Regions from separate parts of the Homo sapiens genome. Here region 1 is linked to region 2. A link is an interaction called in ENCODE POLR2A ChIA-PET data of the cell type or tissue named here. Cell type or tissue: IMR-90. All regions are shown on one strand. Links, peaks and the distances in the headings refer to the core of each region. The heading gives the core; the rest is flanking DNA. Region 1 has its middle 140 kb from the start of CAPN13. Region 2 overlaps LCLAT1 (lysocardiolipin acyltransferase 1).

Region 1 (10,473 bases), core at 1,567-9,566, 130 kb after region 2:
GTAACTTCTTTATTGTGCAGCAAGGGACCTGACCTTCAGTAGAAGAACATTAGAGCTATCCAGCCTCAGTTAAAAAACAGCTAAGACTGTTCATAATATTACAAAGGCTGTAGCTATAGATAGTGAAAGGTTATTTGCTTGGAGGGAAAACCTTCTACTTCTTGGAACAGAAAGAGCTGGATCTGGCCTCAACCCTATGGTCAATATCCCAATCCCAGGGACCTGGTAGAGTTGGACTCCCAAAGAAGATGGTGCCGAGGGGATGAGCCTTCTCATCTGTCCATGATTGGGCTGTGACTCCATGCCAGCAACAAAACAGACTCTTGGCCCAAAAGTAAGAGATCTCCATTTCATCAGTCAGCTCTTTCACTGGCTGCCAAATGCTATCTCTGACTATTCAGGGAATCCCACAAAAGGAGTCTCACTTACTGCTAAAGACACAAAGCTAGTGGCGAGGTGTTTGAAAAGGCAGCTTTCCTGGACCTTTCTCATGGACTCAAGCTGCCCCTCCACCTTCCACCATCTCCACTGCTCCCATTCTGCACTCTGCTCGCCAACACCCCTCCCCAGTAGCTGCACAGGAGACTCCAAGCTCCTGTCTGCTGTCCCCATGGGTGTTCTTCTCACACTAACCAGTGCTCCCTCCCTTCCTAGCTCCTTTCTCATTAGCGTAGCACTTGCTTTATCTCTGCTAGCAGGTTTTAAGGGTCTTATGAACAGGACTCCTAACTTGCACTTTTTTCTCCTGCAGAGCTCAGTACCATGCACTGCACATAGTAGGAGCTTAAAAATAGCTTGTTGAATGAAAGATCTGAACAAAGACTTGGAACAAAAGCATCACCTAGCAGGGGCTGGTCCCTTAGTAAGTTGTGTCTGCCTCTTCCAGACAACTCCTTGGCCTATTAACACTACCACCAATAATCAGTGAGTTGATTGTTTGCATTTGTGTAGTGTTCCCCACTGCCCAGCAAACCCTCTCACTTGGTCCTTACAATAATCCTTCTCATCTAAATGTTAACCAAACACAGGGGTGAAAGCTCCTGTCCCCGCAGCAAGTTGACCAGGTGGGATGGCTCTGTGTCCTCCTGGATGACCAAATGGTCAAGGCCCATGTGGGTGTTCAGGAACGCAGGCCCAGCAGCTGCACACAGTGGTAGGAACCGTGAGACCAGGACTGTGTGCAATGAAACAAACAAAGCTTCCTCAGCTTGAGGGCTTTTCTGGTTCCCCATAGGGAGACTGTTAAAAGCTCAACTTCAAACTTTAGGGGACCTCTCAGCCCACATCTGGAGGCCATTTCACATCCAGCTCACATCTCCGGGAAAAGCAGCCTGCATTTCATCCTGCTCCAAGTCCTCCCTTTACTGGTCTGGCCTGCATTCCCTGCTCCTCAGGGTCAGAATGAGAAGCAGGCACATTGACTTGAGTGAACTCATTTGCTCTCCCGGTGCCTCTGCACCTGCTCCCTCCTGGGCTATGAATCCAGCCGTTTCCACAGCAAACAGTCATAAACAGCCGGAAGGGGACCAGGGCTTCAGGTGCAGGAGGAGGAATAGGGAGTAGCTGCAAACACTTTGGCAAGGCCCACTTTCACACAGATGGTTTTAGCCATAAACCGGGGGGAACTGCAAAGCAAGGAGTCGGCCAGGTTACTAACGACAAAGCCTGCAAAGTGCATTAGGCCGAGGCTCAGACAGTGACTCAGAACTTCCTCAGAGTGCTGGGCTCCACCTCACACAAGCTGGGGTGGGAGAGGGGCTGGAGGCTTCAGGGACGTTGGGTGTGCAGATCAGGAAGTTCAGGCGGACAAGACCCTACTTGTGCAAAGACATGGACACCCCAAATTCCCAAGTCCATGCTCTGTTGTGGCATCAGTCCCCTTTCCTAAATTCTACTTAGCAGCATTCCTGAAATGTCTCTAGTTCACCTACTGTGTGCAGGCTTTGTGACTAAGACACAATGTCTGCACTCTTGTTTCCAACCGTGTGGGTGATGGGTGCATGCACAGCTGATGATAAACAGGTCAGATTGTGTCTTGCACTGGGGCAGGGGTACAACATGCAGGGGAAGCACAAAGTGGAGCGGAATGGAGTCATTGGTCTCAGGCCTATGGGACAGGTCCTTGAAGGAGGTGGAAGTGAGGTGACCCTTCATAGGTGGGTAGGATTTGGATAGGCATGGAAGGGATAGCACAGTGCAGTACAGGGAACAGCATCTGCAAGGAAGGGGATGGAATGTGCCAGGCAAGCCATGTCCTGGGAATGGCAAAGAGCCTAGTGTCCTGGAGCGTGGCATGGTTTTGGCCATAAGCAGGGAGGATGGTGCTGGAAATGTACGTAAACCCAGACCAGGGAGGGCCCAAAATGGCAGGAATAAGGAAATTATTGAGAGTATTTTACATGTGAATTAGTTACCAACTTTTATAAATAAAGAGATTTCATAGACAAAGTTGGGTTCTTGCATCTTGTGAAAGTCTAAAAGGTCTGGCAATTTGGGGTCTCCATTCTCTTGCAGCTATACTTAGCTATAGCTGGGCGGTGGCTGCTCCTAAGCAGGACAAGCATCCTCCAATCTGCCCCAGTCCTCCCCATTCCCTGTGGTGGCCCTTTTATCAACTCAACCTGGCCTGCAACCCTTTGGTCATCTACCTGCCCTTCATGGAGTTTGTGGTCTCTACTGTAGACCCTGAGGAGATGCCAGCGATGCCAATGGATGGTGGGAAATTCCTGCCTCATTGTGTTTAGGAAAATATTTTGAGCACAGTGAGAAGTCTGTAGCTTGGAGTCAGTAAGGCCAGTGAGGTGTTCTTGAAAGAGTCCTTGTGGAAAACGAGATATCCAGAAGGCCAAAGCAGGGGAAGCAAGGAAAGGGCAGATTGGGAAGAAATTCAGAAGTGTGACTGGCTTTGATCATGGATTAGGTGAGGAGAGTGAAGAAGAGGGAGAAGGAGCTGAAGTGAACTCCAGGATTTCAAGATTAGGATTCAGAGCAGAAGGTAGAGTCATTCAAGGAGGTAGATGTGCGAGGCAGTGCTAGGCTCTGGAAGGGGATGGTTGGCCCTGCTCTGGCGTGTGCAGTTTGAGGTTCTGGGCAGAGACTGGAGACTCAGATTTGTGATTCTCTGCAGAGATGACATTCATGGGGACAGGTGTGGTCAGAAGGGCCCTGCTAAGGGAGGAGGTGGAAGGGAGCCATGGTTCCTCACTGCTCCACTGGCAAGCTCAGCTCCCACCCTGAGACATTCATCACAGCTTGTGTTGTGAGGATTCCTTTCTGGAGTTGTTTCCTCCCCAAATCTGTATGTAGAAATCCTAACATGGTATTCACTAATGTGAGGGTATGTAGAGGTGGGAGGTGATTAGGTCATAAGGTTGGGGTGGAGCCTTCATGAATGGAATTAGTCCTCTCATAAAGGAGACACCAGCGAAACCCCTCACCCCTTCAGCCATGTGAGGACACAGCGAGGAGATGGCCACCTCTGAGCCAGGAAGTGGTTCCTCAGCCAACACTGAATCTGCCTGGATCTTGGACTTCCCAGACTCCAAAACTGTAAGAAGTAAATGTGTGTCATTTAAGCCACCCAGTCTGTGGCGTTTTTGTTGTAGCAGCCCAAACAGGCTAAGACAATCTTCCTAAGCACATTCTTTACCTGAAAATATGTGTCCTTCAGGGGCACGGCGATGGCCACCACTGCTTCTCAGGCACAGACGGGCAGAGGGTGTGGGCCAGGCTGGGCCTGAGTCACACGGAATAATTTCGTCTCTTGCTCCTCTGAAGCATTCCTGGGGGATGGGGTGGGGTGGGGTGGGGCTGAGTCATTTGAGCCCCTCCAGCAGATGGTGGAGGGCAGTGAGTCACAGCTCTGGTTCTCAATCAGAAGCAGAGTAGAGGCCTGAAGAGAATGCATCTATGGCCAGGTCTGGGATGCCCAGCTTGCTGGTAACTGCCTCTTAAACAATGACAGTTGTGGCTGCCACTGTGGGAAGCTTCACTGTTGAGACTTTCACATGTGTTTCCTCACTGGATCTCAGTTTCTAATTATACCTTCCTTTGTGTGGATATTTAATGGTCGTATCCACACTAGACTGTGTGGGAGCAAGGACTGGCTCTAGTTTTGCTCATTGTCGGATCTTTGGCATTGAATCCATTTAAAATGGAAGACTGAATGAACACATTAATGAATGGCTCCATTTGGTGTTAAATTTTAATATAATGTATGTGTATGTGTAACCTATTTATAAACATTTACATGCTATTTCATACATGGAATAACTTTGGAAAAATAAGAATATACCAGACATGAAAATTGAGCTTGACTCCTAGAAACAGAGGCTGGGGATTCCTGGGTGATAGGAAAATATATTTTCACTTCATGTGTTCCTGTCTCTCCCCCATCATCCTGCTTTTACAATGAGCAAAAAAAGTTTACAGAGTAGATTATACTAATCGCATTGTTCCACAACTCTCTCTTCCACTGAACCCAATATGGGGGGTATCTTTTGTGTCTGTCAGCCTGGCCTTGATTTTGCATCCTTATGGGCTGCTGATCCACATTCCAGCTCTCTTCAAGCCCACTCTCTGTTGGGTGGACTCCACACTTGGGTTTGGGGATGCTGGTTTGCCCCTCACCTCTTGGGTGCTGTATCAATTTCTTGAGGAGGCATGGCCTGCATTACAGCTGGCTGGGATCTGGCTATTCGAAGTGGACGAGGTGGGAAAGTGGCAGAAGTGAGTGCTGTCCTGAGGACCCCAGACAGATGAAAGATGCAGTCCAGGCTGAGTAAGGGGAGAAGTCAGAGTCCAGTAGAGCCAGAAAGCTGTGGGGTGGTGTGCACTGTGTGCTGGATGATCCTGATGGGCAGGCTGGGGCTTCCAAAAAGAGGGAGGACTCTGTCTAGCTAGGCCTCTTGGTCCCTGATGCCAATGATGGATGGTTTTTTTCACAAGCTCTACAAATCCAGAGCCAGTCTTTTCTGCCAGTTTCCCCTCCTGCAGACCTTAGACAGGATCCAGATCTCCCAGCCGTTGTCCAAGGAAGCTGCAGGCAGGAGACAGTGGACGTGCTTGAGAAACTTTAACTTGGGAGTCACAAGACTGGGATACAGTCTTGGCTCTACTAGTTACTCATGCAACCCCTCTGAGCCCTGTTAAATTGAACTAAATTTGGCCTGAGGCTGCCTTCCTACTTTGAGTTCATACATAGCAAACTGCAACTTAACTTTGTATGTAAACAAACTGCAACTTCACTAAGAGTATATTCCTGTAACAAATAGCTGAGTTTCAGCCAGTTAGAGCAGCTGAGCTTCAGCCAATCACAGGCTACCAACTGATCAGATCATGTCCTTATAAGGCAAATGCCCAGCTGTAATCAGTCAAGCGTTCTGTGTGTCACTTCCTTTTTCTATCTGTAAATACTGCCTGCTCACGTTGCCAAGTGTAGCTCTCTGAACCTCTCCTGGTTCTGAGGACTGCCTAATTCATGAATCATTATTTGTTCAAATACACTGCTCAATTTAATTTATCTAATTTTTTTCTCTTACCAGCCCAAATTGACTTCCATTATATCAGGTTTTAGGATATATTCACTTAATAGCATGCAAAGTGGTTTCATATGATTATTTTAATTTTCCTTTCTATGTTTACTCCGCCTGTTTCTTTGTTATTTGTATCTTCTTTTTCATTTCTCAATTTACTCTTTTCAAAGGACCAGCTTTTGGATTTATGTATTGGTACTATGTTTCTCTGTTATCAAATTAATTACTTTGTTTTTATATTTTCCTTCCTGCTGTTTTTCTCTTTCTGAACTGAATCTTATTCACCTGTTTTATTATTTTTTTTTTTTACTGATTTTTCCTCTGAGCACTGCTTTATTTATATCCTCATTGGATTTAACGTGTGTACTTTATTATTTTAATACACACACTTAATTCTATTTGTTTCTATTTTCCCCTTTACCCTAAGAGTAAGGAGTTTATTAATTTAGAAAGGAGTTTATTAATTTTCAGATGAAAAGAATGTTTTTATTATATTGTTATTCATTTTTAATTTTATTACATTTATTGTGACTAGACTATTTATTGAGGTTCTCTTTGTGGCTTAATGTAAGGTTTTCATGAGTGTTTATCTTCACTTGGCATTGAAAAGGTGTGTTCTCTATTATTAGGATACAGTACTTGCCCTGTGATCTTACTAAGGTTGACTATAACTTGACCTATTTCTTTTTGTTTGTTTTCTTGATCTGCCCTAGACTGAGACATAAATTTAAATCTCTTATTATGTGTGTTTATCAATTTCTCCCGATTTTTTCCATAATTCTTACTATATAAAATTTGCTACTGTGTTGACTGCCATGTTCATAATTCTTACATCTGAGTTGTAAATTACAACCCTTGGCATTATAAAGTGTCTTTGTCTTGTATAGTGATTTCTGAACCCTCCCTTTCCTTACATTAACTTCATGAATCTTGATTTTTTTCATCTTGGCATTTACCTAGTGTGACATTGCCCATTCTTTTATTTTCAGCCTTCCTGAATCATTTGGTTTTAGGTATGCCTTTTGCATGGTGCACAGAGTTTGGTTTTGCTCTATGAGTCTATCTGAAATCTTCTTAAGAGGTGAATTTAGCACATTTACATTTATAGATATGACAAATACATTTGTTTAGGGTTTTGTCATATAATTTTTTTTTTTTGAGACAGGGTCTCACTGTTGCCCAGGCTGGAGTGCAGTGGCCCAATCTCAGCTCACTACAGCTTCTGCCTCCCAAATTCAAGCAATTCTCCTGCTTCAGCCTCCCAAGTAGCTGGGATTACAGGTGTGCCCCACCATGCCTAGCTAATTTTTTTTTTTTTTTTTTTTTTTTTTTTTTTTTTTTAGTAGAGACAGGGTTTCACCATGCTGGCCAGGCTGGTCTTGAACTCCTGGTCTCAAGTAACCTGCCTGCCTCAGCTTCCCAAAGTGCTGAGATTACAGGTGTGAGCCACCATGCTTAGCCTTGTCATATAATTTTATATCATGTTTCTTGTTTTTACTTTTAATTTTTACTTATCTTTTAGTTTTTTACCCTGTGGCTTTTATTCTTTTATTTATTCTTTTATTCTTTTTTCCCTTTGTCCTTTTTTTTGTGTGTGTGGTTCTTCTCATGTTAAGAAGGTGAATTGTTGTTGTTTTTCTAGTATTTACCTTTAAGATTAAAGCTTTATGTATGGCCTTAGCTTTCCTTAGGCAGAATATATTAGTTCTTTTCTATAAACAAGAATAAAACTAGCATGCTTCCTTTTCCCTTTCCTCTACCATGCTCTCCTGGTTAATGAAATTATCTTTTTGCATTTATCTTCACCAGGTTAAATATGCACATACTTCTATTGCCTAACCAGTTTTTTTAATTATCACATGTTACAGAGAAGGCAATTAGCAAAACTTACTTTGTTTCCAATATTTTTTACCCCTCTTCTTCACTTAAAATAATTGTATTAACTATATATTGTCAGAACAGATTTTTATATTTTGACTTGTGACTCACATCTCCATTGTTCCTTTCGTTTTTATAGTCCTGCTCTCGAGTTCACAATAAACAGCTTCAAATAATATTATACCATTAAACATGTAGTTTAAGAAGCTCAGCACAGTGTAATCCCATTTCCTCCCTCCCATTCTTTATGCTATTTTTGTCATATATTTTACCTGTTGTAAAGAGACTTTTAAAAGGAACAAAACGTCTTTTCTATTTATCCCCATTTTTACCAGTTCTAGCAATCTTCATTTTTTGTGGAGATCTAAGTTTCCATTTGATATATTCCTTCTGTCTGCAAAAGTTCCTTTACAAGTTTTTATAGTGAAGACCTGCGGGTAATGAATTCTCTCAGGTTTCTTTGCCTGAAAAAGTATTTATTTTGCCTTTGTTTTAAAAAGATATTTTTGCTGGCTATAAAATTATGAACTGACAGGTTTTTGGTTTCCTGCCCCTGCCCTCCCCAGCACTTTAAAGATGTTTTTCTAGCTCTGGTTTGCAGAGATTAAAAATCTGCTATAATTCTAATCTTTTCTCCTGTTTGCATGATTACCCTCCTCTTTGGTTGTTTTCAAGGTTTTATCTTTATCTTTGGGTTTCAGTGGTTTGACCATGATGAGCTTAAGTTTTGTTTTGTTTTTATTTATTCTTGTTGGGGTTTGCTAAGATTCATGGAATTATGGTTTGTTGCTTTGAATTAATTTTGGAAAGTTCTTAGACATTGTATATTCAAATAGTTCTCTTTTCACTCTTTTTTTCTTTTTTTTCTTTTTCTTTTTCTTTTTCTTTTGAAGCCGGATTCTCACTCTGTTGCCCAGGCTGGAGTGTAGTGGCACGATCTCAGTGCACTGCAACCTCTGCCTGCCTGGTTCAAGCAATTCTTCTGCCTCAGCCTCCTGAGTAGCTGGGATTACAGGTACCCACCACCACACTCAGCTAATTTTTGTAGTTTTAGCAGAGACAGAGTTTAACCATGTTGGTCAGGCTGAACTCGAACTCCTGACTTCAGGTGATTCACCTGCCTCGGCCTCCCAAAGTGCTGGGATTACAGGCATGAGCCACTGCGCCTGGCCCTGGCTCTCTTTTTCTTCTGGGATCCCAGTGTTAGATCATTGATATGGATATTGTCCACAGCTTTTGGATGCTCTTCTCAATTGTTATTTTATTGTTTCCATTTTTGCCTCTTTGTGTTTCAATTTGGATAGTTTCCATTGATTGACCTATCTTTAAGTTCACTGTTTCTTTCCTCTGTTACATACAGTCTGCTTAAAAGCCATCAAAGAAATTCTGTATCTTTTTTTTTATTTTTGGCATTTCTATTTGATTCTCTTTTATAATTCTACCTCTGCTGAAATTCTCCATTTGTTCACATACGTTGTCCACCTTTTCCACTAGACCCCTTTCCACCAACTAATCATAATTATTTTAAAGCCCCTGATAGTTCCAGCATCCGTGCTGTCTCTGGGTCTGGTTCTGTGAGTTGTTTTATCTCTTTACAATAGGTTGTTTATTTTCTGGCTTTTTTGTGTGTCTCGTAAATGTGTGTATGAGCGTGTCTTTGTAGTTTTAAAAACTGTGTTCCAAACACTGTGTGTGAATAACAGTAAAGATTGAGGTAACTTGTGTTTATGCCAGGAAGTAGGTATCCCTCTGCATCTGCCAGGCTGTTAGTGTGGGGGGTCGAGTCAATTAAAATCAGTAGCTGTGCTGGGTTTTAGTTTTGTAGTTGTAATAACTTACTTCAGGGCAACACATACTTCAAATTCCTCCAGTGGTGGGTTGCTGCTGTCTTGTATCAGTGTTTCTACTTCCTGCTCAGCTTTCAGGGGGACTTGCATGCCTCCACCACAGAGGGGAGCTCTCTATGTTTTTCTGTTATTGCTCATTACTCAGCACAAGGCTCATACTGGGGGCAGGTGGGGTTCTCCATTTTTCTCATTTACTCTTAGTCTTAGGCAGGCTCCGTGCACCTGGCCCTCATTATTCTTGCTTCTCCCTTTTGTGGCATCTATACCTTGCCTCATGCCTGTGGGGCATCTTAGACAGGGGAGAGCTGCCTGCCTCACTATGGTCCCAACTCCAGTGATATCAGACCTGTGCTTTTTATCAGTGCAGAATCCTGGGACTGAGTGGGTTTCTTGCCACTCACCAGTAGCAGACAAGGAGCAGAAGAGTTTCCAACCCCTCCTCCCATGTCAAATGGCCTTTCCTTTTACCTTCAGCCAGGGAAAGTGATTTTTGCCTGGGCCCTTGATTTCCTGTCCTTCCAGTATCTTAAGGCTTTTTCCTTGTAAAAGAGAAGGGTCTGGGAAGTGGCTGGAGTTTTGTGCCTGTCCTCCAGTGGGAGTGAATTACCCAAGTTTTAAACCTATTGCCATTAAGAAAGGTCATCTTCTTCCCCTATTCTGTTTCAAAAGTACTTGACCGAAGGTCATGGTAAAGAGTTGTGAGTGAGGGCTTCAAGACAGTAACGGAAATTATCCAAAATTAAATAGACAGAGAATAAGGTCTCTACTTTTCAGTGGTACTGGAACAATGGATATGCATTTGCACACAACAAACAAATAAACTTTAATTCATGTATGTCATTATATCTAAAAATTAACTCAAAATGGATCATATACCTAAATGTAATACTTAAAACTATAAAACCTCTAGAAGAAAACATTGGAGAAAATATTTGTAAATTTGAGTTAGGCAAAGACTTTAAAAAATATGACACCAAAAGCACAACCCATGAAAGAAAGAATTAACACACCTGACTTCATCAAAATTAAAAACCTCTGCATTTAAAAAGATACTGTGAAAAGGATGAAAAGAAAAGCCACAGGTTGGAGGAAAGTATCTGCAAAGCAAAGATTTGATAAAGGACTTGTATGCAGAATATATACAACTCTCAAAACTCAATAATAAAACTAAAAACCTAATTTAAAATGGGCAAAAATCTTGAACACACACTTTA
Region 2 (10,473 bases), core at 1,613-9,612:
TGTTTTTAAAACATCATAGTACAGGATGCTATAAAGTGAACAGTTTACCTTTCCGGGATTTTTTTTTTTCCCCTGTACCCAGTGCTAATTCTTTGACTGTTCTTTCTAGAAAAAAAGGTAATAATGTTACATATCTATATCCTTAAAATATTACACAGTAGAATATTGATATTCACCTTTTATACTTTTTGCTTAATAAGATATCTTGATTTCAAGGACAATCAGCATTTTTTAATTAGGACATCACAGAAGCTTAAAATAGAAATAGTGCTTGATATTCTCATTCTTCTAGATAACCTCACCACTCAATTTTTTATTATAGAAGCAAGGATCATGGGAAATACTAACTTTTACATGTTAGAAATCATAAGATTTATTTATAGGGCATGATAAAATTTACCTATGGAAAATCATAACTTTAATTTGCTGTATATCTGTATTGTTTTCTTAGGCATTATTGGAGACCATGTTTGGTGTAAAAGTGATTATAACTGGGGATGCATTTGTTCCTGGAGAAAGAAGTGTCATTATCATGAACCATCGGACAAGAATGGACTGGATGTTCCTGTGGAATTGCCTGATGCGATATAGCTACCTCAGATTGGAGAAAATTTGCCTCAAAGCGAGTCTCAAAGGTGTTCCTGGATTTGGTAGGTTATTCACACATTATTTTAAGTGGTTCATTCATTTTAGATGTAATGCACCCACTGTAAAACTGACTTAAGCATTAAAGCGATTCCATTTTTTTCCTCACTGGGCCAAAAACAATCTCTGGTTCTTTTGTCTTTAGTGGATCTGCTATGGCAGATGACTTTATTTTAATCTGTTTTTAAAAAATATTACTCTGAAAGAGAAAATAAACTGTTCTCAAGGAAATGGATATATAGTATCTGAGGACCACAGCATTGAAGGATATGAATTAATAGTTTAGTAACTTTTTATTGCAGGTAGTACTTGTGATTTCGGCCAGAAACTGGTCTGTGCTGATAAAGTACTTGACATTGACTGATTCATTCATATTCATGTAGTAAGTATTAATTGAATATGTAGGTTCGAAGCATTCATTATGCTAGGTGCTGGTACTTTCTGAACTTCCCCAATCTATAACTTTTTTTAAAAAATGTTTTTATCGCGCTTGTATAATATAATATTAAAGTTCCTGGAAATGTTTATTTTAAATGGCTAGGAATACAACATGTTCATTGTGTGTTGGAGAAGTAGGGATATTTCAACATTGCATGTTAAAAATAAATGGCCTCCTTTCTCAACTTGCTACTTAATGTGAAAAAGGGAGGGGAAAGATTATAAATATATTCAAACCAGTTATTCACATGGGTATATGAAGTACCCACTATATCCTCCTGACAGCCTTGTTAATTACATTTATACTTCTGTGGTTTACCTAGGTAACATTTCTCACTTAAACTATGTACCCTCTTAAACCATTCCTCTATTAGTATACTGACGTGGTTTATGATTTGTGAGGGCAAAGGGCAGGCCCTCACAGGATAGACTAGTAAGGATAGACTAGCAAGGGTGTTTGTAGTTGATTTACTGTGTGTGTGTGTGTGTGTGTGTGTGTGTGTGTGTGTGTGTGTGTGTGTGTGTGTTTGGGAGACGGAGTCTCTCTCTGTCGCTCAGGCTGGAGTGCAGTGGTGCAATCTGGGCTCACTGCAAGCTCCGGCTCACTGCAAGCTCCACCTCGCAGGTTCACGCTGTTCTCCTGGCTTAGCCTCCCAAGTAGCTGGGACCACAGGCGCCAGCCACCACGCCTGGCTAATTTTTTGGTATTTTTAGTAGAGACGGGGTTTCACCGTGTTAGCCAGGATGGTCTTGATCTCCTGACCTCGTAAGCCGCCTGCGTTGGCCTCCCAAAGTGCTGGAACAGGCGTGAGCCACTGCGCCCGGCCAACTGTTTGTGTTTTAATTGCCTTTGTACTTATATCTTTATCTTTCTCTTTGCCACTTTTCCAATATAGTGATCTCAGATTTCTTACATGGCAGCTGGCTTTCCTTAGAGAACACTTTCACTTGAGAACCAGCAAGAAGCTGCAAGGTATTTTATGACCTAGCCTTAGAATTCAAACAGTATCACTCCTATCATATGTTATTGGTGGAAGCAGTTACCATCCTCAAAGATTCTAGAGGAGGGAGCATAGCCCCACAGATTGAAGATGTGTCTAAGATCTCAGTATTTAAAAAACTGCCACATCCCTAAGAGGACTGATAAATAAAAGAGAAGGCACATATTACCAGTAGCAAGATTGATTCTACATGAGATATACTAACAGGATATTAAGAATAACATTATACCAATGACTTTAAAAGTGTATATGAGATTTAAAAAATACAGAAAAATACAACTGACAAAATCTGACATTAACAGAAAATGAAAAAGCCACAGTTATGTGTCTAATAGAGATTGAATCCATAATTAAAAGTCCTCTTACAGAGGTTTTTGTAGGACAATGGCAGCTGTGTATTTTTCTTCACCCTAATTTAAAAAAAGTTATGAAATCAAGCAGGAGAGGAAAGAAAACCATGTATCACCCATCTCTTTTAGTATGAGAAAACAAATAATGCCATAAGTGTTCAATTGATTTATGAAGAGAAATAAATTCCAAAACATTCCCTTCTGCCCTCCTGTCTTTATGAAGAGTACTAAGAGTGGGGAGAAGAAGATTAAGAGTAGAATGACATGCACCTGGGGCTTGCTGGCAATTCTGTCCCTTCTAATGGTAGAGCATTGTGTGCATACGTGTGTTCACCCCCCAGGGTCAAAAAAGACTTGCCTTCCCAGTGTTCTTGCTTCCAGTAAAGCCACACCACAGCATCCACAAACAGCTGCAGCCTAGGCCAGTGAGGCACTCAGTAGACACCAATGATGTTGATAAAAGCTGAAGAAATCATATGGAGTCTATATTACTGTTCTTACATGGAACCAAAGTCAAGGCACCCTACCCAACTGAGACTGTATGACATATCTACAGGAAAAAGTTTTTCCCTATGAAAGCTATATCATAAAATTGGAAAAAGTGGCTGTTCCATCATATGCACAGATACCAGTGTAGGAACACAGGAAACGTGAAAAGGCAGGGAAACCTGATACCTCCAAAGGAACACAAGAATTCTCCAGTTAATATACCCCAAAGTAAAGGAAGCCTATCAAATGCCTGAAAAGGAACTCAAAATAAAGATCTTAAGGGAACTCAGCAAAATACAAGAGAACACAGATAAAGTATTCAACACCATCAGGAAACAATTCATGATCTCAATGAGAAATTCAGGAAAATGGTAGATATCATAAAAAAGAATCAAATCTCAAAACTGAAAAATTCAGTAAATGAAATAAAAATAAAATCAAGAGCTTCAACAATAAACTAGATCAAGCAGAAGAAAGAATTTCTGAACCTGAAAACACATGTTTTCAAATAACCCAGCTAGATCAAAAGAAAGAATGAAGAAAGCTTACAGAACATGTGGAACATCATTAAGCGATCAATTTTTGCATTATGGGAGTTGGAGAAGACGAGGTGAAAAAAGGCATTGAAACCTACTTAATGAAATAATAGCTGAAAACTTTCCAAGTCTTGGGAGTAATATGGACATCCAGATACAGGAAGCCCAATGATCTTCAAATAGGTTGAAGCTGAAAAGGCCTTCTCCAAGGCACTTTATGGTCAAACTCTCAAAAGTCAAGAGAGAATTCTATGAACAGCTAGAGAAAGGTGTCGAATCACATAAAAGGGAATCCCCATCAGACTAATGGCAGATTTCTTAGCAGAAACTTTACAGGCCAGGAGAGAATGGGATGATATATTCAACATGCTGAAAGAAAAAACTGTCAGCCGAGGATACTGTAACTGGCAATGCTATTCTTTAGAAATAAAGGAGACATAGTCTTTCCAGACAAGTGAAAATGAGGGAATTCATCATCACTAGACTGGCCCTAAGAGAAATGATTAATTACTTCTGCATCTGCAGTAAAAAAGTGATATCTAAGCATTATGAAAACATGCAGATAAAACATACTAATAGAACAGATATATAGATGAAAAAGAGAAGGGACTCAAACGTTAACACTACAGAAAAGTCACCAAATTGCATAGATAAACAATAAGACAAGAAGAAAGATACAAAAGATATACAAAATAACTGGAAATCAATTTAAAAGTAGTGGGGATAAGTCCTCACCTATTAATAACCTTGAATGTAAAGCATTTAAATTCCCCATTTAAAAAATATAGACTGGCTAAATGAATTTTTTAAAAATACAAAGCAGGACCCAACTATATGCTGCCTGCAAGAAACTGACTTCACCCGTGAAGAAACACATAGACTGAAATGAAGGAATTGAGAAAGAAATTCTATGCACATGGAAACCAAACATGAGCAGGAGTAGGTATAGTGTATCAGATAAGATAGACTTCAAGTTGGCCGGGCGCGGTGGCTCACGCCTGTAATCCCAGCACTTTGGGAGGCCAAGGCGGGTGGATCATGAGGTCAGGAGATCGAGACCATCCTGGCTAACAAGGTGAAACCCCGTCTCTACTAAAAATACAAAAAATTAGCCGGGCGCGGTGGCGGGCGCCTATAGTCCCAGCTACTCGGGAGGCTGAGGCAGGAGAATGGCGTGAACCTGGGAAGCGGAGCTTGCAGTGAGCCGAGATTGCGCCACTGCAGTCCGCAGTCCGGCCTGGGCGACAGAGCGAGACTCCGTCTCAAAAAAAAAAAAAGATAGACTTCAAGTTAAAAAAAAGAAAAAAAACCTACAACATAAAAAGTGACAAAGAAGGCAATTATTAATATATAGTGATAAAGGGATCAATTCAGCGAGAGGATATAACAATTGTAAATACACACACACACACACACACACACGCACGCACACCAAACACCGGAGCACCCAGATATATAAAGCAAATACTGTTAGATCTAAAGGGAGCGTTAGACCCCAATATAGTAATAGTTGAGGACTTCAGCACCTCACTCTCAGCAACAGATAGATGATCCAGACAGAAAATCAACCAAGACATATACTGGATTTAAACTGCATTATAGACCAAGTGGACCTAACAGATATTTAAATAATATTTAACAGCCACAGAATATACATTATTTTCATCAATTCGTGGAACATTCTCCAGGACAGATCGTGTGTTAGGCCACAAAACAAGTCTCAGCAAATTTTAAAAAATCGAAATTATGTTAAGTATCCTGTCAAACCACAATGAAATAAAGTTAGAAATTAATAACAAGAGGAAATTTGGAAACTGTACCAATACTTGGAAATTAAACATGCTTCTGAATGACCGGTGGATCAATGAAGAAATTAAGAAGGAAATAAAAAAAAAATTTGAAGCAAATGAAAATAGAAACATAACACACCGAAACCTATAGGATACAGCAAAAGCAGTAGTAAGAGCGCAGCTTATAGCAGTAAATGCCTACATCAAAAAAGTAAAAAGATTTCAAATAAATAACCTAATACACCTCTATGAACTAGGAAAGCAAGAACAAACCAAACTGAAAATTAGCAAAAGGAAAGATATAAGAAAGATTAGAGCAGAACTAAGCAAAATAGAAACTAAAAAATACAAAGGGTCAATGAAATGGAATGTTGATTTTTTTGGAAAGATAAATAAAACTGATAAACCATTAGTTAGACTAAGTAACAAAGAGAGACGATGAAAAAGAAAATTAGGCCAGGTGCAGTGCTCATGGCTTTACCACTTTGGGAGGCCAAGGCGGGTGGATCACCTGAGTCAGGAGTTGGAGACCAGCCTGGCCAACATGATGAAACCCCATATCTACTAAAATACAAAAATTAGGTGATGGTGGGCACCTGTAATCCCAGCTCCTTGGGAGGCTGAGGCAGGAGGATCGCTTGAACCCAGGAGGTGGAGGTTGCAGTGAGCTGAGATTGCACCACTGCACTGTAGCGTGGGGTGACAGAGCCAGACTCCATCTCAAAAAAAAATAAAAAATAAAAAAATTAGAACTGTAATAAAAAAATTAGAAATGTAATATGAGATATTACAACTGATACCACAGAAATACAAAAGATCATTAGAGAATATTACGAATTACTATATGCCAGCCAATTGGAAAACATAGCAGAAATTGATAAATTCCTGAACATATAAACTTTCAAGATTGAAATAGGGAAAAACAGAAAACCCAAACAGACCAATAACAAGTAATGAGATTAAATCAATAATTTAAAAAATCTCCCAGCAAAGAAAAGCTCAGCACCAGATGGCTTCACTACTGAATTCTACCAACTTCCCCCAACCTCTTTTTTTTTTTTTTTGAGATGTAGTCTGGCTCTGTCACCCAGGCTGGAGTGCAGTGGTGTGATATTGGCTCACTCCAACCTCCACCTACCTGGTTCAAGCGATTTTCCTGCCTCAGCCTCTGGAGTAGCTGGGACTACAGGCGCACGCCACCACGCCCAGCTAATTTTTGTATCTTTAGTAGAGATGGGGTTTCACCATTTTGGCCAGGATCTCTTGACCTCGTGATCCGCCCGCCTCAGCCTCCCAAAGTGCTGGGATTACAGGCTTGAGCCACCGCGCCAGGCCTTTTTTTTTTTTTTTTTTTTTTTTTAAACAGGGTCTCACTCTCACACATGCTAGAGTACAGTGGCATGATCATAGCTCACTGCAATCTTGAACTGGGCTCAAGTGGTCCTTCCACCTCACCCTCCTCCTGAGTAGCTAAAACTATTAATCCAAGCTGGCACAATGATGCCTGGCTAATTTTTTTAAAAATGAAACTTTAGAGCCAAGCATGTTTAGTCAGGATCTAGACACCACTAAATGTTCTCTTTTAATGTTATATATACTGTTTTAACAGGCTTGGCTGGTCTATCTTCAACTTATTTAAGAACATGTGTTATAAAACTATATAAACAAAAACCTTAGATTACCATGTATGGATCATGCTAAAGTAAATTGTCCACTAATCATTTTAAGGAATCTTCTCTTGGATAAATGGTTTGTACTTCTTAATCATGGTCCATCTTAAATTAGATGTCAAAAAAATTTTCAACTCGGGTATAATTTCAGGAGAAGGAAAAGGTAAAAGAATCTCTAATAATTTGTTATTATGTGCTGTGTACAGAATACTGTGTAAGGGACTTTATATACATTATCTTATTTAAAGGTCACAACTGCATATCATAACATAATCCTTTTAAAGAAAATGGAGTTTAAGAATGTTAAATAATTTGCCTTGTTCCACATAGATACTATGGGGTGGCAATAAATTATGAAACCTGGTCTGTTTAGTTCTAGAGTCAAGGCATAAAAATATTTAATTTTAAATAAAATGTCTAATTACTTAAATTTTTATGTATTATAACTAACAGGTACATTGTACAAAATCAAAAGCTACAAAGAGTTGTATACAGAAAATACATTTTTGTCTCATCCTGGCTCTGTTGTCACTCGGTTTCCCCAAAACAGTCGTTAACAGTTGTTTTCAGAGCTATTCCATGCATGGACAAGCAGATTGTTTTCTTGCACTCAATTTTGTTAAATAGAAATGGGTGTAACAAAATATATACACTGTTCTTCATATTTTTAGAAAGTATTTAGCAATATATGTTGGAGATTATTCCATGTCAGTGTATCTATTGCTGCATTATTTTTAAATGATATCATAGTATTTAAGGATACATGGTATTTTTAACCCATCCACTGTTTAAATTTTTCCAATCTTCAGCACTTACTAATAATGTTGCAGTGATTTTCTTTGTGCAGTATTTCACATAAAACTGAATTTATCAGTAAGAGTTGAAACCTAGATCAGAGTATGAGAGATATTGTCCATTTCCATCCATAGGAATTAAATCAATTTATATGTCAAACAACAGTATATATGCTGTTTCATTACACTCTCAAAAACATGGTGCTATGAAATACCTGGGTCTTTGGCAAACTTAGATAAAGAAGATATTTCAATGTAGGTTTATATTTATTTTTCTTTCTTTTCCTTTCTTTTTTTTTTTTTTGAGACAAAGTCTCCCTCTTGTCCCCCAGGCTAGAGTGCAATGGCACAATCTTGGCTCACTGCAATGTCCGCCTCCCGGGTTCAAGCGATTCTCCTGCCTCAGCCTCCCAAGTAGCTGGGATTACAGGCGCCTGCCACCACGCCCGGCTACTTTTTGTATTTTAAGTAGAGACAGGGTTTAACCATGTTTGCCAAGCTGGTCTTGAACTCCTGACCTCATGATTCGCCTGCCTTAGCCTCCCAAAGTGCTGAGATTACAGGTGTGAGCCACCACACCCGGCCACATTTATTTTTTTTAAAGGTAATGAGGCTGGACATTTTTCTATTGGAATGTTAGTCTTTATCCTTTTGGGTTATACAAATTCTTAGTAGAAATATTAACATTTTGTCTGGGGTGAGTTGCTAATATTTTCTCTGTCTCTTGTCCATTTTCTGTGTTTAGGTTATTTTTTTTCTAGTGGAACTACTGTTTTCATACAGTCAAACTGATTAATCTTTTACATCATCTGGATTTTATAGCAAACTTAGCTTTTCCATCATGCTTTTATGGTTTCACTTGTCTTGCTTACTCTGGTCTAAGCTAGGAGAGCTGGGCATGGTAATTCCAGCTTTTTGGTTGGCTGAGGAGTTGAGCCCAGGAGTTTAAGGCTACATTGAGCTATGATTGCACCACTGCACTCCAGCCTGGGTAGCAGAGTGTGACCCTGTCTCTTAAAAAAGAAAAAAAAAGTTATTAAACAAAAAATCTAGGAGAAAGAGACTTCTTGTTTATCCCCCCAAATAGCTACTAAGCCCAGTACTCTTTTCTGAATAATCTTTTCTTGATTAGTTTGAAATGTCACATTTTATCAGGTTTTATTTTATTCTGAATTTCCATTTGTTATAGGGTCTGTTCCCAGACTTTCTGTTCTCTTCTGTTGATCTAATTATGCATAAGTACCATGCTGTTTTATTTACCATACCTTTATATTACTTTTAATGTATTACTTACATTCAATAAAATTAACCAGTTTTAAATTGCATACCGTCATGTAACTCACAACAGTCAAGTTGTATCCTTGTGCCCTTTTGCACCCAAACCCCTGGATAATATGGTAAATGTGTGTGTAACTTTGTAACTTCCATACAATTTTTCCCCTTTTACATTTTTACCAGTAGTGTAAGAGAGAGTTCCAGGTGTCCCATATCCTTGTCAGCATTAGGTGTTATCAGTCTTTCTAACTTCAGCTATTTTTGTGGCTTTGTTGTGGCAACTTACTGTTGTTTCAATTTTCATTTCTCTTAAGACTAGGGATTTTGATCCTCTTCTCCTTTGCTCATTGGCCATTCATATAGCTTGTTTTATGATGTTTCTAGTCATATCTTTTCTCCTTTATTTATGGGTTGTTTCTTCTCTAACTGTTGCTCTATAAGAGTTCTTCAAAAATTCTGGATATAGGCTCTTTATAGATAGGATTTTTGCAGTTTTTTACCCCAGACTGTGGTTTACCTTTCTACTTTTTTTAAACCTGTCTTTCAAAGAGCAAACTTTATCTTCATGAGGTCTTTTTAAACCATTTCTTCTTATTGTTCTTTCTTTGTCTGACCTTGTGTCACAAATATTTTCCCCTCCCAAGAAGTTTAATGGTCTTACTTCTTAACTTTATGTGTGACCCATTTTGATTCAGTTTTTATTGTGAGGCAGGGTCAATGATTATTTTTTTCCTATACAGCTTTCCAGTTTTCCATCAGCTTTTATTAAAAAGTCTACCCACTATCCACTCAACTAACTTAACACCTTTTTTGAAAATTATTTGTCCGGTAAGTGTTATTTCATCAATGTCACTCTGTCATGATACTGTAATTTTATAGCAAGAATTGAAATCAGCAGTTCTTTTAAATTTTTTTCAACTATTTGAGTATTTTTCCTCTCCATTAAAATTTTAAAATAAGTTTGGTAATTTCTTCAAAAATTCCTCAGGATTTTTATTGTGATTTCATTCAATCTAATTTCCCTTTGCAGTACTTGTAGTTTTTCATATAAAGGTCTTTCACAACTTGCATTTGATTTGTTTCTGAATATTTTTGATTGATGCTATTTTGGAGTTGTTTTAAGTTTTTACTTTCCAATTGTTTGCTGCCAGTTTATAGAAATGCAGTTGATTTTTGTATCCTGCAACTTTTCAAAATTCAACTATTCTACATGCTTTGTGGGTTCCATAGGGTTTCTTTATACATAATCACATTGCTTGTATGTAAATATTATTTTAATTTTAATATTCGACTTTTATGGCTTTTTTTTTTTTTTTTGCCTTATTGCGGTGGCTATTCTTTTAGTATAATGTTAAGTAGAAGTGTTGAGGGCAGACATCCTTGCCGTGTCCCTGATGTTAGGTAGAAAGCTTTGAGCCTTTCACTGTTGAGTATAATGCTAACTGTAGATTTTTCACAGATGCTCTTAATTAGGTTGAGGAGTTC

Evidence for each region. Peaks named below come from ENCODE experiments on the same cell type or tissue, not always from the same donor. Only the 100,000 strongest peaks of a DNase experiment are listed, where the experiment ranks them.
Region 1: POLR2A ChIA-PET joins it to region 2 with 12 read pairs; 2 of 35 experiments call an interaction of 5 or more read pairs at or near these places.

Annotation. Positions count from the first base shown.
Region 1 is chr2:30,661,350-30,671,822 of GRCh38, forward strand. No RefSeq gene overlaps it. Among named protein-coding and RNA genes, the nearest start is that of CAPN13, 140 kb to the right of the region's middle. In IMR-90, for the core only: no CTCF peak of the experiment used is centred there; DNase peaks (open chromatin) are centred at 1,672, 3,802 and 5,352; H3K27ac peaks cover 2,374 bases.
Region 2 is chr2:30,532,665-30,543,137 of GRCh38, forward strand. It overlaps LCLAT1 (lysocardiolipin acyltransferase 1), which reads left to right. Exons shown (of 6, transcript NM_001002257.3): 3 at 452-650. Among named protein-coding and RNA genes, the nearest start is that of LCLAT1, 91 kb to the left of the region's middle. In IMR-90, for the core only: no CTCF peak of the experiment used is centred there; no DNase peak of the experiment used is centred there.